Regions from separate parts of the Homo sapiens genome. Here region 2 is linked to region 1. The links are chromatin loops, found by intact Hi-C in ENCODE. Cell type or tissue: PC-9. All regions are shown on one strand. Links, peaks and the distances in the headings refer to the core of each region. The heading gives the core; the rest is flanking DNA. Region 1 overlaps PBRM1 (polybromo 1). Region 2 overlaps NT5DC2 (5'-nucleotidase domain containing 2).

Region 1 (2,803 bases), core at 131-2,630:
AGACAAGTAAACCTACTGAAAAACGATGTGACTATTTTCTCAATTCTCCCACAGGGGTAGGTATTCAGCCCCATTCTAGATGTGTAAGAGATAAGTTATTACAAATAACATCATGGCGATTAAGGCTTAAATCTCTCTTGGAACCTTAGCTGACAGGTTATAGCCATTCTTTTATTACGTATAATATATTTAAATTATTTTTAAATTTGTATTCTGACATAAAAGTTGCAAAAATAGTACTTTTTTTCTGAACCATTTGAATAAGCTCTGACATGATGCCCCATCACGCCTGATAATTTAGTGTTTGTTTCTCACAAATAAGGACCACAACTCAACCATCAAAACCAGGAAGTGAATGTTAATACAGTACAGTTGACCACTGAACTGTGCAGGTCCACTTATATGGGAACTCTTTTCAACCAAAAAAATCAGAATATTGAGAAATCAGAGAAAAAGCAGAAAGAATACTGATGTTGTCAGTGGTATCAAGGAACCTTCTCACAGCACACATTAGGGCTCTGATAACTTAATATCCAAGATGGTCCTCTCCATCTGGGCCTACAGGACCCACAGTCCAGTGCTCCTTGCTGAGGCAGGACCCCAGCAGTGTCTCAAGCTAAGGGGACTATCTGTAGACAATTGAGAATTCAATGAGAACATGTGCCTAGAAAGGACACTATCCCCCAGAATCACTGCTACAAGGTTCCTCACAAACATTTTTAGAATTACCACAAAGACAAAAGAAAAATCAGGATCCCAACCTCTCACTCTATGTCATATGGTCAAAACAGGGTCCCCCCATTTCAAAATGAAATACTTCTAATTTCTAACAGTACTAATTTTTTCTGAAATCAAACATACAGAAAACCATCAAAAGTAAGAATCATCCTTATAATCCAGAATAAATAGCACCATTTGCATTTTTATAGACATTCTTCCAGACTTCTCTATAGGCACATGTACACACAAACCAAATTTAACATAAACAGGATTATATTGTATGTTCTTTCAAAACAACTTTTCTCTTTCAACAATAGATGAGGGCAGTCTGGCATATGGCTGCAAAATAACCAAAATGCAAAGTTTTAATCAGAATAATGAGAAACACTAGCCCTGGTGTGCAGACAGCCTGCCGGCTACTCCCTACCCCATTTTCCCTTCTTCCCAGGATGACAGCATTCTAAGCTGCTGCATGGCTACTAAAGACTATATTCTCAGCCAGCATGGTGTTGCATGCCTGTAGTCCCAGCTACTTGGGAGGCTGAGGGAGGACTGCTTGAGCCCAGGAGGTCAAGGCTGTAGTGTGCAAAGATGGTGCTGGTGAGTAGCCTGCATTCCAGCCTATGTGACATGGTAAAACCTCGTCTCTAAGGAAAACAAAGCAAAACAAAACCTTAAAGACCATATTTATTCTCCAGCCTCACTGCAGCTAGATTCTAGCCAATACGAGAGCTGAAGTGTGTCATATCCAAGTCATGTCCTTAACATTCATTCTTTTTCCATACTGGCTGGAAGGCAGTTGTGGTAGTGAGTCATCTCAGACCATGCAGGCAAGGGTGATACCACAAAGACCGCAGAATAGAGTTGGCTAATACTTGTACCTTGACAACTTCACAGAACAGGACTTTTACACAAGAGAAATAAATTTCTCTTTTGTTTCAGCCATTGTTGATTTGCATGTCCTAGCACAAAGCAGACTAATACAGTAACTGAAACAAAGTATCAAAAAGATATTCACAAATTGTGTAGCTCTGAGCAATACTAATTCTCATAAATACTTGAGAAAAAAACATACATTCCACAGAGGAGCGTCAGAAAAAAGGCACCATTATCTTCGAGGTTGTAACATGACAGTGGTCCAGCACCCAAGGTGTGTATCCTCTGCCCCTCAGCACTCGCCTGCCAGCAAAAAGGAGGCAGCAGAGGGACGGTATCTTCTATAAAAGTTGTTTTGTATACTTCAGTGTGATGCTGCTACTCTATACCACATAATGGTTAAGAGCACAGGCTTTGGAGTCAGAACGACTTTAGTCTGAACACCAGTTATCTTTTAGTAGTTACAAGAACTTGTGCAAGTTCTCACCTATAAACTGTGATAACTCAGAATTTTAAATAAGATATGATTGGGAAAATGCTTGGTATTGTGTCTAGAATGTGGCAAACAATAAATACATGCTTTTACTACTTTATGCTAATTAAATGACAACTTTCAGAAGACTATTATTGATAAACCAACTCAAATATGGAGACAGTTACCTCATTTTAAAAACAATGCTTCCTTTTTGGCCATGGCTAATTTGCTAATTTACAGGGCTCTCCTAATTCAGGATGATGACACTGCATTCTCAGTGGCTTGCTCGTTGAGGTGAGAAATTTGCCTCCAGTTCAACTTAGAGCTTGGTAACTACCCACTGTAGCATCAACAATCATGAATGAATCTAAATCTTTAGTTAACTCACAGCTTTCTACAGCTGCTGTAACAAATTACCACAAACTTCAGGGCTTAAAACAAAACCCATTTATTATATTAGTTCTAGAGGTCAGAAGTCCAAAATGGGTCTCACTGGTCTAAAATCAAGGTATTAGCAGGGCTGCATGCCGTCTGGATGTTCTAGTACGGAGCATCTAGCGAAAAAGGTTTCCTTGCCTTTTTCAGCTTCTAGAGCTCACCTGCATCCCTTGGCTTGTAGTCTCCTTCCTCCATCTTCAAAGCCAGCACTACAGCATCTTCAAATCTCTGACTGAACTTGTCTCCCTCTTCCCCATTTAAGGACCCTTGTGATTACACTGGACCCACATGGAT
Region 2 (2,803 bases), core at 59-2,558, 140 kb before region 1:
CCAGTCCTCCCTCCCGAATCCCCAGAGGCAGCCCAAATCCAGCCGGATGCTGGCTGCCCTTTCCCATGGCCTTGCTGCTCCCTCCCTGGGCCCTGGTTCTTGTCACTTTCCCCTCCTACTTGGGAAGGGGATTCTGCCTGCTGCAGGAAGGTGCCCTACAGGCCTGGCATGGTGCCCATGCCTCGAGGGCCTTCTCCCTGTGGTCTCACACGTACCCCAGGTTAGGGATTAGATCCCTGTTTGTAAGGTAGAAACTGCAGGGAAGGCTCTGCAGCCCTGAAGTCCTTGCTGGCCTCCCCTGCCTCAGTGCAGAGGGACCTGGCAGACCAATGGCAGACCTCACCGGGGCCACCAGCATCTTGGAGCCAGAGAAAGATGGAGACACTCAGCCAGGCCCACATGTAACTGGGGAAGCTCACAGGGTGGCAGAAACTGAGCGGCCCAGAGCAGGAATCACCAGACTAGTGCTCAGGCAGCAGCCACCAGGGTAGGAGTCCACACCCCAAAAGCGAGAATAATTGACACCCAGCAAGCACAGTTCTTGAAGCAGTCTGTGCATTCCAAGCCTCAGAAGTGGAAGCGCTGGGGGAAACAGGTGGTGTGGGAGAAGCCAATTGCTGAACTAAGTTCAAGTGGAGGGGCAGAGGCCCAGGCAGGCCCCAGACCAAGAGAAAGAGTCTCAAAGGGCAGGAGACTGACAGACTCCTAGTGACTGACAGGCAGGATCCAACACACAGTGGAAAGCAGCTTCAGAATACTGGGCATAAAGAACTGCCTGAAAGCTGCCAGGGAAGAAAGTCATGTGTTTCTCACAAAGGTGTATGACCCTCTTTAGCTGAGGCTGGATGCCAAGGCAGGGGAGAGCAGCGCCCTCAGAGCTGAAGGGACGCACCTGGGCCCGAGGGCTGTGGAGAGTTTGGGTGCGGAAGGGTGGGAGGCAGAGAAGTGGGCAGGGCTGAGAGGGTGGGGGTGTTTCCTGCAGGCCAGGCTGGGCATTGGCCACCTCCACATTGCTCCCCTGGCCAGCTGCTGGCTTCCCCCTCCTCCAGCCCCAAGGCCTTTAGAACCCCTAGCCTGAAGAAGCCCAGCTCAGCCAGGATTTCCGCATTCCAGCCAGGGCTAAACCTTAATCACTGCCTGCTCATAGACACCTAATCCCACCTCAACACCAGTCCCTCTCATTTTCCTAGCCAGGTAGGAAGGAGGAGTTTCTCTAGATCACCCAGTGAGCTGCCCCCAACCAGACTTGTTCTGGCTGCAGCAGAGTGCTCAACCCCAAGAAATGACACCATTCATCAGGCATTTCACGATCTCTGACCATTCTTGTTTTTTGAAGACAGGGTCTTGCATTGTTGCCCAGGCTAAAGTGCAGTGGTGTGATCACAGCTCACCACAGCCTCGAACTCCTGGGCTCAAGTGATCCTCCCACCTCAGCCTCTGGAGTAGCTGGGACCACAGGTGCATGCTACCATGCCCCGCTAATTTTTTCTATTTTTAGTAGAGATGGGGTTTCGCCATGTTGGCCAGGCTGGTCTCAAACTCCTGAGCTCAACAAACTATCCTGCAGCCTCAGCCTCCCAAACTGCTGGGATTATAGGCATGAGCCACGGTGCCTGGCGCACTGGCCATTCTGAGAGCTTTATACCACAGCTTCAGTAGAGAGTATTACACCTCTTTTGCAGACAAGGGAAGCAAGGCACAGAGGTCAGGCAACCAGGCCAGGCTCCCTCTGCTGAGTAGTGGAGTTAGGAATTCAAAGCCAGGCTGCTTGACCCAGAGGTCAAGCTCTCGAGGCCACCCAGACCTGCTCCCTGCCAGCCATTGCCTGTGTGAGGCTGCTCAGGGCCAAGGAGCTGTGCTGCTTCTTCAGAGGCTGCCTCTGCACAGCCTGGGGCCCTAGCTAGGCCCCATGCCCCCACCACATGCTGCTCTCCCCAGATGGCCCTTACCTGCCGATAGATCTTGCCCTTTTCCAAGCGGGTGATCCGGTCCCACTGAAGTGAGCCCTTCTCATCGAGTTTTCTGAAAGGCCTGGGGTGCAGGTAAAGGGCATGACTTCCAGTCTGTGGCTGGGCCACGGGCCGGGCAACCCCCATCCCTCCTCCGTAAAGGCCCACCTGCTCAAGTGGACCCATGCCAGCAAGGGGGTGTTCTCACCCCAAGCACATTGGGCAGTGGGCAAGGGCCAGGTTGGCCTCCTGCTTCAGTCCCCTCATTGGGGTGGGGCCTCTATTCCCCTTCCCTGGCCCTGCAACCCCCACCATGCCCATACTTGCGCCGGTCAGTGAAGAAGCTGGGCTTGTCTGCCTGGACAATGACCACATCGAAGAGCTGGCGCCAATCGGGACCCACCATGTGCCGCATCCCCTTGTCTCTGTGTGGAGGAGTTTCAGGTGGCAAGTAGTCTGAGGGCGGCTCCGTGCCTGCCCTCCCCACCCAGAGCCCTGGCCCTGCTGTCCCTCCATCCACAGGGGCTGGACTCACACGAAGCTGAAAGGACTGTTGGTGATGAGGAACAGCTGTTTCCCATGGGCCACCAGGCGGCTCAGGACAGCAAACGTCTCATCCCCTCTCAGGATGTACTTCTCTAATGGGGCAGATGAGTCTGTGAGGGTCAGTCCTGCCACCTGCTCAGGCCGGCCACGGCAGGGCTTCTGTCCACACTTACCCATGTCCTGCTCGATCCACTGGTACATGAGGCCCTTCACATGCACGTCTCGGATGGCGTCCTGGGGGCAGTGGAGGACAATGAGGGTACAGCAGGGCCCAGGTGGGGCTGTCCCACTGTGGCTGGACTTAGTCT

What was found. A loop is a pair of places that touch in the nucleus more often than their neighbours do. Peaks named below come from ENCODE experiments on the same cell type or tissue, not always from the same donor. Only the 100,000 strongest peaks of a DNase experiment are listed, where the experiment ranks them.
Region 2: it touches region 1 in a loop (5-fold over the local background); 32 of 110 quality-filtered maps call a loop at or near these places.

What each region holds. Positions count from the first base shown.
Region 1 is chr3:52,669,498-52,672,300 of GRCh38, forward strand. All of the region lies in intron 3 of PBRM1 (polybromo 1), which reads right to left. Among named protein-coding and RNA genes, the nearest start is that of PBRM1, 15 kb to the right of the region's middle. RefSeq lists an enhancer at 1,791-1,960. In PC-9, for the core only: no CTCF peak of the experiment used is centred there; a DNase peak (open chromatin) is centred at 1,454; H3K4me3 peaks cover 415 bases; H3K27ac peaks cover 2,292 bases.
Region 2 is chr3:52,525,345-52,528,147 of GRCh38, forward strand. It overlaps NT5DC2 (5'-nucleotidase domain containing 2), which reads right to left. Exons shown (of 14, transcript NM_001134231.2): 7 at 2,669-2,729; 8 at 2,485-2,587; 9 at 2,273-2,374; 10 at 1,950-2,031. Among named protein-coding and RNA genes, the nearest start is that of NT5DC2, 7.1 kb to the right of the region's middle. In PC-9, for the core only: no CTCF peak of the experiment used is centred there; a DNase peak (open chromatin) is centred at 1,137; H3K27ac peaks cover 791 bases.